Regions from separate parts of the Mus musculus genome. Here region 1 is linked to region 2. A link is a contact called in ENCODE Hi-C or POLR2A ChIA-PET data. All regions are on one chromosome and are shown on one strand. The core of a region is the stretch at or near the end of the contact, and the rest is flanking DNA. Distances in the headings are between cores, read along the strand shown. Region 1 overlaps Aopep (aminopeptidase O). Region 2 overlaps Aopep (aminopeptidase O).

The links. Hi-C counts contacts between places; a loop is a spot of excess contacts on that map. ChIA-PET counts read pairs that join two places held with the same protein, here RNA polymerase II (POLR2A).
Region 1: a map of Patski shows a loop between it and region 2 (2.4-fold over the local background). The contact joins two enhancer-like sites. A Hi-C loop is called at or near these places in 1 of 37 maps with a recorded cell type or tissue (Patski). POLR2A ChIA-PET finds 5 or more read pairs at or near these places in 1 of 5 experiments (Patski).

The regions. Positions count from the first base shown.
Region 1 is chr13:63,147,095-63,154,336 of GRCm38, reverse strand. All of the region lies in intron 5 of Aopep (aminopeptidase O), which reads right to left. Among named protein-coding and RNA genes, the nearest start is that of Gm30409, 18 kb to the right of the region's middle. Within about 2 kb of position 2,881, at least 1 of the 3 ENCODE cell types and tissues checked has a DNase peak (open chromatin) inside an H3K27ac peak, as active enhancers do.
Region 2 is chr13:63,240,600-63,246,930 of GRCm38, reverse strand. The region is part of intron 13 of Aopep (aminopeptidase O); the gene reads right to left. Among named protein-coding and RNA genes, the nearest start is that of Gm16907, 53 kb to the left of the region's middle. Within about 2 kb of position 1,555, at least 2 of the 3 ENCODE cell types and tissues checked have a DNase peak (open chromatin) inside an H3K27ac peak, as active enhancers do.

The sequences.
Region 1 (7,242 bases), core at 1,632-4,131, 94 kb after region 2:
TCGTTTTCCTCAGTAGCTAGTAAAGAAAACAACACACCTCAGTCCACTTTGAGGATCAACAGTCAATGTCCCTTTGCTAGTAGGTCCCTTAGCATAGACAGCACCCCACAACAGAGAGCTTTTAGAATGTCTAGGCTACCATGACCTTGGTTTGGTATGCAAGGCCCACTCACAGGTGCACAGTCCAATCCTGTATTCTCAGACCCAAGCAATCGGCTCAGGCTTCCCTTCTGTCAAAACCCCTGGAATTCTTATGCCCTGGAAGAGGGATCACCTACCTCAAGGAAGATAATCACATTGCTAACATCTTCACACTAAGAGCAAAGATTTTGTTGTTATTGTTTTGCTTTCTTAAACCATAAGTCATTGAATGTATTGTTTTTCCAGATGAGAGTTATGCAGGATTGCCATTTTAAATCTCAAAGTAACAGCCCCTCTCTTGAATTCTCTGCCACATGCTCTGTGCTATAGGTGTGTGTGTGTGTGTGTGTGTGTGTGTGTGTGTGTGTGTGTGTGTGTGTGTGAAATAGGCAGGCCTGGGCTGCTGAGAGCCTCAGCAGATCTATGCTCCTCACTTTCCCAGCATGGTGGAGGCTGGCCACTCCTCTGCAGAGGACAAGTGTACTAGATGCCTGAAGCTTGTATCACGCCCAGCCTGAAAACTGTCCCTCTACTGCTCCTTAATGCGACCCACCCAGCCAGATTAGAGTGTTGTGTCCATTAATTTAAAACATGCCTCCAGCAGAGAAGGAAGGAGGCCTTTGTGACTCCCAGAAGCTGCTCCCTTCCTGAGGGAGGAATTCAATTTGGAAAGGAAATGGAGAATTTCATCAGATCTTAAGTAGGAGCTAGTGTTTGATTTATTTCTGCTTTTTTTCCAGGGAGGCCTGACCAGCATGGCCCCATCCTGCTGGAGAGGGGGAGAGGGGGAGAGAGGGGGAGAGGGGGAGAGGGGGGGAGAGGGGGAGAGGGAGGGAAAGAGAGAGGGAGAGAGAGGGAGAGAGAGAGAGAGAGAGAGAGAGAGAGAGAGAGAGAGAGAGAGAGAGAGAGAGAGAGATTGATTTAGCAGCTGAGCCCAAAAGCCTCAGCACCAGGTCACCACAGGCTGAGTGGACAGAAAGAGAGATTGGGAGTTTCCAGGAGCAGCAGATCCTGGGTCTTGGGTGGAAGGTGGGGAGGGAGTTGTGAGGATTGGAGGTGAGGGAGATGGGATGAGGAGTGGTCAAGTACACTTTTGCAGAGGTGTCATGGAGACATATTTACCAAGCTTGAATTTCTTGTGAACTTAATATTTTTCTAAATTTCAACAACAAATGGCGTCCACCATCAATATGCTTAGAGAAAGAGAGAACTTGGAAGGAGAAAGGAGCCCTCCTTTCGCTAGTATCCACCTGGATGATTCCAAAGACCTTAGAGTCAATCACATAAAAGCAACCTTCTCTGGTGTGGTTTAATAGCTGACATGGTTTGGACAACTGCAGTAAATGGGCATAGGGGGCTGGGTTGGAGTAATCTCAAGAGGAAGTCCTGTGTCCCGTCCCCCCCCCCCCCAATTCGCACCTGCTTCCTTCTTCCTCCATAAGTTGCCTGCCCAGCAATGCCCATAAGTGCACTTACCATCAGTTCCTGTCCCTGGAGTCAGACCCTTCAGTCCCTCTTTGTTGACTGTGGTCTAATGTAAGGAATGTATCTGTCACCTCAAAGGCCACAAAGGATGGCCTAGAAATGCTGGCCATTCTTACCCCCTCTACCTCTGTGACTACTCAACAGGGAACGGCCACTTTCCATCTTCCTCATCTGTGATGCACTGTAGCAGATGAGTCTTAAAAGTGTGTGGGGGAGATGATCAGGTTTTTTTTTTCCTTTTCTTTTTTTAATATTTATTTATTGATTGATATACATCCCAAATGCTGCCCCCTCCAAACCCCTCTCTCAGAATCCTTCCCCCATATCCCATCCCCTTCTTCTCTGAGAGAGTGGGGTCCCCTGAGCTCCCCCTCCCAACATCAAGTCTCTGCTAGATTAGGCAGATTTTGTCTCATTGAGGCCAGACAAGGCAGCCCTGTTGGGGAAGGGATACCACAGTAAGGCTACAGCTTTAGGGAGAGCCCCTGCTCCAGTTGTTGGGGGGATCACATGGAGACTGAACTGCACACCTCCTACATATGTGTCATGTGTCCAGGGTCTCCTTCTAGCCTGTGAAACTACCCTTAACATAGTTCTCAACAGCTTGAGAGAAAATTGTTACATCCAACGAGTGTTTCAGGAAACATAGGTTTAGCAGAAAAGGCTATTGTTATTGCTAGTTGCTGCCCCACCCTCCTCTCTGTGTGTGTGTGTGTGTGTGTGTGTGTGTGTGTGTGATGGTACAAGTGTGAAGGTCAGAAGACAATGTATCAGCTTACAGAGTCAGGTCCTCTCCTTCCAGCAAGTGACTTTACCTGCTGTAACTCACCAGCCCAGTACATTTAATTATTCATTTATCTGGATGCATATTGGCTCAAATGGCCACTATGACAATGGCAGAGGAACTGAGGACTGCCCCCGAGCTCCAAGCTTTACCGTTTATCAATACAGTGTGCATGTGTGGAAGTCAGAGAGAAACGCTGGGTGTTCCTTAGGAGCTGTCCACCTCATACTTGGAGACAGTCTCTTTCATTACCTGAGACTCACTAACTGGTTCTCTAGGCTCCAGGGATCCTCCTGCCTCTGCCCCCTGAGCACTGGGGTTACTCACATGGCTCTCCTGCTGCGTTTTCATGTGGTGATCAAACCAAGCGCTACTTGAGCAGCAGTTTCCTCAGCCCAGCATGGCTTCCTGCTCCCCTTTCCTAAGGACACACCCTGCTGGCACACTAAGGACACACCTCACACTGAGCTCCTCCTACACTCGCTCTACCCTAACCGTAGAAAAGGTGGTTATTGCCTCAATTTACAGATGTTGAAGGTAAAGTGCACAGAGTTCTGCTCTCCAGGTTGGCAAGCAAGGTCACTAGCTCTCAGTGAGCAGGCGATGCAGCCCAACCCAGTACTGACTGAAGCTCATTCTGGTCTACTCTGCCAGACTCCCTGGGCTTAGCTGTAGCTGCTAGGCTCCTGGCTTTTCTGTGCAGCTCAAGCCCCTGGTATGATGACCTCAGGTTTCTCAGTGTTTTATCAGCAGAGTCATGGAAATAAAAACACCATCCGTGCCTTAGGATCTTTGTCCCCTGTGACTACATCACAGCCAGAACTGGCCCGATAAAACAGGCCTTTGGATCAGCAATGCTTTAGTGTCTTCCCGGGAAGAAGGGAAGAAGAGAGGGAGAGATACTACTCTACAACTATGCCCTGTGTTCTCCTTAGAGAAACAGGTGAGGCCAGCTTCTGGTACATGGCTCCAAAGGCCCTGGAAGGGCCACACACCTATTTTAACTACAGATGGATATTTGTGGGGGTGGGGCAGAGTGGAACAATCATAAACTAAATGTGCTAAAGAAGTCAAGATAGCAAAATGAGGGTAAATGGAGGACCAGGGATAAGGAAATGAAGGAGGGAGGAAGTAGATAACACAAAATTAAACAGAAAAACAAAACCGAAAACCAAGGATATGGAGGAGGAGAAAGGGGAGGAGATGGTAGGCAGGCAACAAGAACCGAGAGCAGGGGCAAGTCTCCTAAGCTGCAAGAAGCAGCAGGAGACTTTAGAAGTAGCAGAGGCAAACTGGGAAGCAGACATTGGAGGGAAGAACACACTGTATGTTAAACAGAGTAAGCCAGTCAGGCATGGTGGCTGGGGTGGTAGCAGTCAGTTTATCCCAGTTAGCTTCTCCTTGCTGTGATAACACACTGGTCAAAACTGACTTGCTAAGAAGGGGTTTTATTTCATTTATCTCATACTTCTATGTCAGGAGGCAGGAACCTGAACGTGGGAACTGAAGCAGAGACTATAGAAAAAATGTTGCTTACAGGCTTGCTTGACTGATCTTTCAAGCAGCCCAGGTTGAGTCCTCCTCTACAATTAGTGGTCGAGAAAATGCCCCACAAACCAGCCTGCAGGCCACTCTGATGAAGGCAGTTCTTCAGATGAGAGTCCCTTCTCCCAGGTGGATCTAAGCTTGTGTGAAGTTGGCAAAACTAAGTAGCACACAACTTGACTGGTTTTGTTCTCTACAGAATCCTGACTAACATAGTGCTACACACCTTGAATACCAGCACTTAAGATGCGGTAGCAGAAGGATCATCTCAAGGTTCAAGGTTATACTGGGCTATACTGAAACTGTCAAAAAAGACAACAACAACAACAAATTCAAATTAAACCTATCTAAACAAACAAACAACAACAACAACAACAAAAACAAAAACAAAAACATTAGGCCAAGGTTATCGGCTCTCCAAGCTCATAGTCCCAGGTTTGACACTTAAGTTGTCTAAATGGCCCACACCTAGGTCCCACTAGGGATTGTGGTCAGTGCTTGTGGGAGACAGGGTCAGGCTCTAAAGCAGATGCACTGGTGACAGGAGAGAGGCTTCCTAGTGAGTCTGGGAAAGAAATGAGTCTTTGGGGATGAGACAGTGTTGTCATTTCGTTGTTGGGCTCAGTGTTGCTGAGAATAAGTAGCTGCCAACACCAGTGCCAAGACCACCTCACCTGGCTTTGGAAGGCCGTGTCCAACAGCAAACCAGCAGCTTCTCAGGTGCTGAAGGGATTGGTGAGTGGCAGGCACTTTATGTCTGTCCCACCAAACAGTACTACATATACACACAGAGACTATGGCCTAGACTTTACCTCTCAAGCAACCACCCATGCAGAGTTAAGACTCCACTATGGGGGGCTGGATACACCTTGCTGAGACTGTCTTTCCTTAAGAAGCAGACAAGGGTGTCTTTGCTCTTCTGAAAGTTCAATGAAACTGCATTTGGGTATTTTGTGTTTAAATGCTAAAGAATTAAGGCAGGAAAAATCAGTATTTGATTGAGTTTCCCAACTTCTTAAAGAACATGAGCTGCTAGTGGTTTCTGGATTCTCAAAGATGAAAGCAGATATATATTTCTCTTTCTTTTCTTTTCTTTTCTTTTCTTTTCTTTTCTTTTCTTCTCTCCCTTCCTTCCTTTCTTCTTTCCTTTCTTTCTTTCTTTCTTTCTTTCTTTCTTTCTTTCTTTCCTTCTTTCCTTCCTTCCTTCCTTCCTTCCTTCCTTCTTTCTTTCTTTCCTTTTTTTTTTTTTTTTTTTTTTTGTTATTGGCATACAGGCCACTCTGTTTCTAGTATTTCAGAGACACAACCAAATGTACCATAAAAGCAAATATTGACTGTTTTGCAATGTGTGTCTTGACCTGTCTTTAATTACACTGGTGCAGAAAGCTGTATGTTTCCTGCTGGACCTAGAGAACTTTCCTGAAAAGTACATTTCAATTAGCATCCACTGAAGCACACAGATGACAAAACATAATTCTCTCTACTTCCTCACCTCTCAACAAGAGTGAATATGTTTGTTCCTATAGAGCTAATCAAGTGAACTTCCACCATGACACAGGACATGTCTTTATTTAACACAATTATGCATGCTTTGCTTTGTCCCGAGACAGCAATACAATAGTGGGCCAAGAACTGAACTATGAAACACACTGCATACGAGAGTCTGTTATCTATGGTTATATTACATGGAAGCCTGGAAACTGCCTCATGAGGAGACAAGTCTGGACAGTCTGGACCCACCTTTAATAAGAACAGCTTGATTATGGTTTCCTTTGAAATGGATTCGCTGGATCTACAAGTCAAGCCTCCCTAAGATCTCCATCTAGAAAAATAGGCTAGGGGGTTCCCCCCAAATAGCAGACATATGGCCAGAGAGTTGTAGATGCAAACTTAAGACACAATAGACTCTGAGACTTTGGGAGTTCTGGTGTGAAATGCACCCAGTTGCCCTGTAGGGGCTGGCAAAGGCATATTTGAATCAGAAAGGCCAGCCTGTACAGCAACACGCCTGAATACAAAAGAAGCACTGATGTCTGACAGAGAATTCTGGACACAAGATGCTGAGGTAAAAGGAAGTTCAAGTTTCCCTTTGCCAGAGTCACACTGCCAGGAAGCAGGAAGCTACTGGGGAGGAGGTGTGATGGTCAGCTCTGTAATTTGGCAGAAATGAAACTCACAAAAAGACAGAGAAGATGCTCTGAAATCCCTTGACAGTTGGGAGTTGGTAGCAGTGTTGTTGCTGGTGGTGGTAATGATGGAGATGATGATGATGGTTGTGGTGGTGGTGGTGATGATGGTCATTGCTGGAAGATGGTGCTTTTATCAGAACGTCCCACCTGATTTAAACATTGCACAGTGCATATGTATAGATACCTCATATCCCATGCTTGATACACAGACTTTTTTTATTGGATATTTTCTTCATTTACATTTCAAATGCTATCCTGAAAGTCCCCTATACCCTCCCCCTACACACATACACACCCTGCTCCCCAACCCACCCACTCCCACTTCCTGGCCCTGGCATTTCCCTGCATATGATCTTCAAAAGACCAAGGGCCTCTCCTCCCATTGATGGTCAACTAGGCCATCCTCTGCTACATATGCAACTAGAGACACACTTCTGGGGCGGGGGGGGGGGGGGTACTAGTTAGTTCATATTGTTGTTCCTCCTATAGGGTTGCCGACCTCTTTAGCTCCTTGGGTACTTTCTCTAGCTCCTTCTTTAGGGGCCCTGTGTTCCATCCAATAGATGATTGTGAGCATCTACTTCTGTATTTGCCAGGCACTGGCATAGCCTCATAAGAGACAGCTATATCAGGGTCCTGTCAGCAAAATCTTGCTGGCATATGCAATAGTGTCTGGGTTTGCTGGATGTTTATGGGATGGATCCCCGGGTGGGGCAGTCTCTGGATGGTCCATCCTTTCATCTTAGCTCCAAACTTTGTCTCCGTAACTCCTTCCATAGGTATTTTGTTCCCCATTCTAAGAAGGAACAAAATATCCACATTTTGGTCTTCCTTCTTCCTGAGTTTCATGGACACACATACTTTTAATATAGCAATTAAATATAAAGTTAAAGAGGAAATAGAGAAAAGAGAGATACATTCCTCTCCTCATTGAAAGTGGAGATTCAGGTCTCTTTGAGGGCCCTCCTCTGGCACTAGTTTAAGTTTGTCACCTCATCCTTTGTGGGCATTTGGGCATCTTAGTTTTCATAAGTTCTAGCACCTTAGTTTATGAGCCATGAAAAGACTTGCAAATGATTCACAGAGAGGGCAGAGACA
Region 2 (6,331 bases), core at 306-2,805:
ACCATAACCCTTCCGAGAAGCAGACAACAGAACGAGCTTCCAAATATGGAAAGGAAGAGCTAACACCTGAGAGCGACCTTGAAGGGCTGGAGTGTGCCAGTGTCCTGAGGTCATATGTACTCCCTAGAAGGACAGTATACACCACTGCTCCTGCTGACAATGCCCGCACGTGAATTACAGGAAAAACAGTCGGCTTGTTCCCTGTTCAGACGTATTTACTTGGAAGTAAAAGGACATTTCAAGTCACATGATAAAGGGTGAAGGAACAGAAACGGTGTCTAATTTCCTTCCTGCTCATATCACACAATCGATACGAAAGAAAGGAGGGTGTTTATAAAAAATACCCTGGAGAGCCAAATCAGACGTTTCCCCAAATCCCCCCCAAAAGACAGGACCAACTCACTAGTTCATATGAAAGTGAAACTGAGGTAGGACTTTCACAAACCTGCCTGCCTGCGGCCTGTGGGGTAAAGGGGTTCTCAGAGGAAAGCAAACCCAGGGGCCAGCATCAGGCTCAGCCTCAGGTTCTCCCACCTCTAAGCCCTCCTTCTAGAAGACACTAAAGAGACTGTCTCCAGGAAAGCCAGGGAATCTTCATGGAAAACCAGTAAAGAACAAAATAAATAGCAAGCTTAAACAAAATGATAAAAGGTTTTGTTTTGGCTTTTTTTTTTTTTTTTGGTTAATTGCAGCATCATGGAGGATTGCAAACGTAAATACCACTGTGAGCTTCATCATCTAATCAATGCCACAAATACTTGTGAGGCCACATGTGGTCTTCTCCAAGTGCGGGGCTCTCAAGGTTGAATATATATCAGATACACATTGGCTGACGTCTAGGCTGAATACACTCAAGTGTCCGCCTGCTGTAACACATAATTAATGGAAACAATGACAGGTCCTAACCCAAGGTGACACCAGTAGGTGCTACTAAAAATAACACATCTTATTAGTGCCATATGAGCACAGGCACAAAACAGCAGCTCATTAAAATGCCTAAGATGAGAGTGAGTGCCAAGGAAAGCATTCTGTCACAGGAATGAAATTAACGCTGCCTATAAAAGTAACTAAAAAGCCACAAGAATGTTCTTCTCCCACCTCCCTTTTCCACTCTTATGTTTTATATGAAAATAGCTTTCATCTTTCGATGCAGGAAAGAATTGGTGGTGGCTGGCATCAAACACACTGAAATCAACACAAGTGTAATTATCAGCATACTTTCAAGTGTTTTCAAAATACATGCTGGTTGAGATTGTCTCAATTTAGAAATGTGCGCTTTGTGCTGGTGGTTGAGGACTAAGAATTTTAGGATACTGCCCAAAGCATTATTTTTGTAGCAGTTACTTGACTAGCTAATATTGCACCAACGTACACAGAGTGTCCGATGCAGTCTGCACTGTCTTTGTGTGGGTTGTGGCGGGCTTCAGTGGGACATTCACGTCAGCTGCTGCACATAAATCACTCAGAACTGGGCTTGACACTCGGCAAGTGTCAGCTATGGGTGCATTAATGGTTCCACTCAGAGAGGCTGTGAGGAGGTGCGTGGGGACGAGCGGGTGACTGTTGTTAGGAGTAAGTGCTGAGGGCAGCCGGTCATGGTCTTAATTTTTCCTGTTAGACCAGTTTAAAGCTGGCAGGGATTTCAGAACACACAGAGATGTCAGAATCTCTTCTGGTTTTAAGTTGTAGACTCTTAAAAAGAATCAGTCTAGGGAACAGATGAAAATTTAATGGTATAACATTACACAAACCAGACTGTCTTCCTGAGGCTACAAAATATAGCAATTTTCTCTTGGTCCAGCTTAAAGAGAGCAAAAATGTCAAGATCTTGCATGATTTGATCTGACATGAGATTTGGATATAGAATGTTCAATATTGTATTTGTTAAAGATTTATTATAAATACAAGGGTAGGAAGAGGTATAGAAACAAGGCCCAGGTACACAGGATTACTTAAGCATCTAAGCAATACAGTAAACTGCATACAGACACACAGACACACACACACACAACCCTCCCCGGCTTGGTTGCTTCATAACAACTTTCATTAATTACTCTGCACCCATCACTCACATAAGTCCTTTTCCAAAGGCAAGGCCCAGGACACAAAGACACTCTCTGAGGAGGTGAAGGGCGGCTGGTAATTCATTAGAACCCATAAAGCTTTTCTATGGAAATCAAGAATCAATGAAGCTATTGTATGAGACCATAGCTCGGCAAGTGTGGACTAGTTATGGATTCTCACAAAGCAACAGTACTCTTAAAAGAGGCAAGGGCACCATGCCTAGGAAACTCCAGGGGAGCCTTGCCTCAGGTATAAGGGCAGCCACCCATACCCACCAGGTTGCTGGGTGCAGGGAGTGGCTACCAGTAACTGTGGGCACTTGGCTGCATGCTCCCAGCTCTCAAGGGTTGCTTTTACTACTGGCTTGTGCATCCAGGGCTACAAGTGATTGAAGTCTATCAGCCGCCACTGGCTGCTGTGAGTCCAGTAAAGAGTTAAGTAACTTTAAAACAAAACAAAAATCTTAAATACTGGTTTCCAGAATTACAACAGAATATAAAAGACTTATGTCACAAAAGACAAACACTGTGACAAACTATTTCAAGCCTAAATCACCTACCTTTAACATTCTGGGTGCGCTCGCGCTCGCTCGCTTTCTCTCTCTCCCTTTCTCTCTCTCTCTCTCTCTCTCTCTCTCTCTCTCTCTCTCACACACACACACACACACACACACACACACACACACACACACACACACGGCAGAAGTGTAGCAAGTGCACACTGCGTCTCAAAGGCGTAAACAGAATGTAGACCTCCCTGAATTCACAGACTTAAAAGTCACGGTGCATTCTCACCCCAACAGAGATCACCACTGCTTTTGTGGCTCCAAGTCAAGTGTGTAATAAGAAAGGTGTTGTAAAAACAGATTAAATTGCTCCAAACTTTAGCATTTTATCAGAAGGAGAAGAGACAGAGCTGACTACTTGCCGCTATGGGCCATGAACAGCTCGGGCCATGTGCCTCACTCCCCTGTTCAGTCTTTATATTTAACCTGGACACATCACTATGAGTTTAAGAAAATTGTAAGCTCCAAATTGTGACAGAAGTCAACAGTGTCGGCTCTCGGTGACACTATGACTCACAAAGGCTGGTTCACCACCCTCTGGACCTTTGCTTCAGATACACCAGACACAGAGGATGGCTTGTGAGTCACCCCAGTGGCTGGAAAGCCAGCCTATGAATACTTCTGATCTCAGCATGCACACAAAGGCTAAAATGGAAATGGCAAAGGGGGTTTTCTCTAAGTTATTAAATGTGCAGTAATCAAGAAGTCGGAGTCTTTTGAATCTTACAATAGAGAGTTTTCTTTAAACTCCAAGTGCATTGTCTTTAAAATATACCATTGCATAAGGTGCTATTGTGTTATATATTTTAGTTCTTAGAATAATGAAGTTATCTAAACTCTATTTTCATGTACATACCTTAAAATATTAATTCTTACTGTATAATAGTGATACACAATTTATGTTTAAAAGTTAATGTGTTCTTCCAAAGTCAATAATAGATCATGTAGCAAAAGCTATTACAGTTAACACGCGTGCGCGCGCGCACACACATACACACATACACACATACACACACACACATACACACACACTCTTTTCACTGTTGGAATCACAGCTCTAGCCAGCCCCACAGAGCTAGCCCAGGACTGTAGTCTGTGTGCTATGCACATTCTCGTTTTTTTGTAGCCAAATTTACTCAGACTAAATAACAAGCATTTGAAATAACAGAGAAAGGAAGAACATCAGAGTGGGTGGGAAACAATTCAGGAGCAGGAGAGAGGACACGGGCTTGAGGTAATCTGGTTACAGCCGTGGCAGAGATAGGAAGCTAGGACAACATGGAAAGGGATGTCAAGGGACATCCTGTGGAGATGTAAAAGGGAGAATGAAGAATGATGGTCCTTCAGATGGGTACATAAAGTCCTTAAAGATGGCTTCCTGATAACAGGAATGGCCAGAGAGAGACAGGACATGAGGCCAGGGCAGTTAGGAAAGCACTCCAGTCACTCACAGGGTGAGGTGGCAAAGTCACTCAGCTTGTTCCATTTGCTTCTTCACAGCTCAGACTTCACTGCACTGCTTTTCTGGCTCAAACTCTCAGCTAATATTTCAAGCTCCATCAGACTATGCCCATCATTTAGTGCCTGAGATGATTTCTTTAAGGGTAAAACAAAATGTTTCCCATAAAATGGCATTCTTTCCACACAGCTCGGATCCTGGCCTGCTGCCTGCCGTGGCTGTTTTCCTTTCTCAAGTTATCCCAACAGTTCTGTTTTTACCAGGCAGTAAGAGCCGCCTCCACCCATGGAAGGAAAACGTTGCAGTCCTAGCATAGTTAGTACCGGCCACTTAGCTGAAGTCACTCGGATCTAGTCCACAGACCATTCGGCCAGATCCACCTAGCCCAGTCCAGTTTGGTCTGATCTGGGTTGACTTCTGAGAGCCTCAAGTGGGGGACATTTGAGGAATGGAGGACATGGAGAGAGGACATCTGGTCATCAGGGGAGAGGGCAAGGACAAAGAAGACAAAGGGGCAGACAACAGCTAGGTCTAGAACATGCATGCCTGACATGAACACTCTTATTTCAGTCTTGCTAGACCAGTGAACGCAGACACATGCACAGTGGGGCACAGAAAGTACATGTGTTAACTTGCTTGTGGCCCAGCAGACATCTCAAATTTTGTTTTCCTTTTTATTTTATTTTGAGACAGATCTCTTTACACAGCCCTGGCTGTCCTGAAACTATGCAGACTAGACTAGCCTTAAACTCATGCCTTTGCCTCTTGAGTGCTGGGTATTAAGGTACAAGCCAGGCAACTTATCAGAATCAACAGTGAGCGACCTACTTCAAGGCCCCCCAGCAACAGGATCAAGTCCTAGCACCAGACTTGGCATGAACGCTCACCTCAGTAATCCCCTAGGTCCTGTGCCTTTCAGGTTGCACTCTAATGCCCTTGGGTCACAGATCTGACTGCTCACCTGGTCCTGCACAGTGCCTGCCTTCCTTGTCAGACTCTTCTCCCAGGTGTGACAGGGAAAGTGCCTGTTGGGCTAGCCGGGGGGGAAAAGAGGTGGGGATACCACACAAACACATATCTCTGGGCACACCAGATGTCCTTGCACTCCTAGAAGGGAAGGCCATCCAATTCAGCTTCAAGTTCTTTAAAACCACTACCCACATTGTCTAGGAACAAAGTCAGAGGTGGTTTTTCCAGTGGGCCTATCTGGGCACAATGAAGGGATGGTTGGGGGAGAGCTTCCACTGTACTGGAAGATGGAGGCCTCCATTGTTTTTGCCTCCCCAATTCTTAGAGACAGTTACTGCTTCAGATTTTGGTAGTGGAATTACCAAGTACTCGATAATGCCTCCTATTTCCATGTGTGGATGATCTTATTTCTTGCTTAATAATTATACCTACAAACATTTGTTCAAGTGCTAGGCATACCATGTTTTCATTCTTTAGCTATTTTATGATCTCATTCATTAGTCACAAACCTTTTAAAGCCACCTAAATTGTGAGAGAACAACAATCACAACCTGCCATAGCATCTAAGGTATGGCTCCAAAGCCGTAAGTTTAAGAGTTGGTTTCTTATCACTGTTAACTTAGTTGACACACACACAGCTTGCTCTATACAAGGCTGGGAGGGAGAGCACTCTCACATAATTTGAGCCCCTTGCATGTCTCCAGCAATATGCCTAGCTAGTTCTTTTGCCTGGTCTCTTCTGAGTGGCCCTGAGTGCCCTCAAGTGCATACTGAAACTTCACATCACCATTACCGTGAGCTCTGTGCATGTTCTCAGACGCTCAATGCCCATACTAAGGCAACACAGGAGCTGGTAGCATAGTTATCAGCGAGGATTTGGCTTCAGAGCCCAGTGATTCATCATCTATCCCAGCAGCAGAACAACACACCGCTATTTTAGTCCCTTAGTGCAATAACTGTCTTCCTGCCCGCCCAACTGCAAAAGTATATTTAAGCAAAATTGACAAAACCAAAACATGTCATTAACATTTGCCCCCTTTCCAGTAAGTAAGAAAAAGGGCTAACAGGCTACTCACCTGATTTCAAATTATCACAAGTTTCAACCCCACGCATTCACAACAGGAAGCAGCGAGCAAGGTCTACAAAGTAACTATTAAAATTCCAAATTCAGGAGGAAAAATGCTGAGCAAAAAGGAAAATTGGTCCTGGCATGTCTGAAGTTGCCCACTTCTCACACTGCCGGTCTCCAGTTCCCACAGGATTCCTGATAGGGG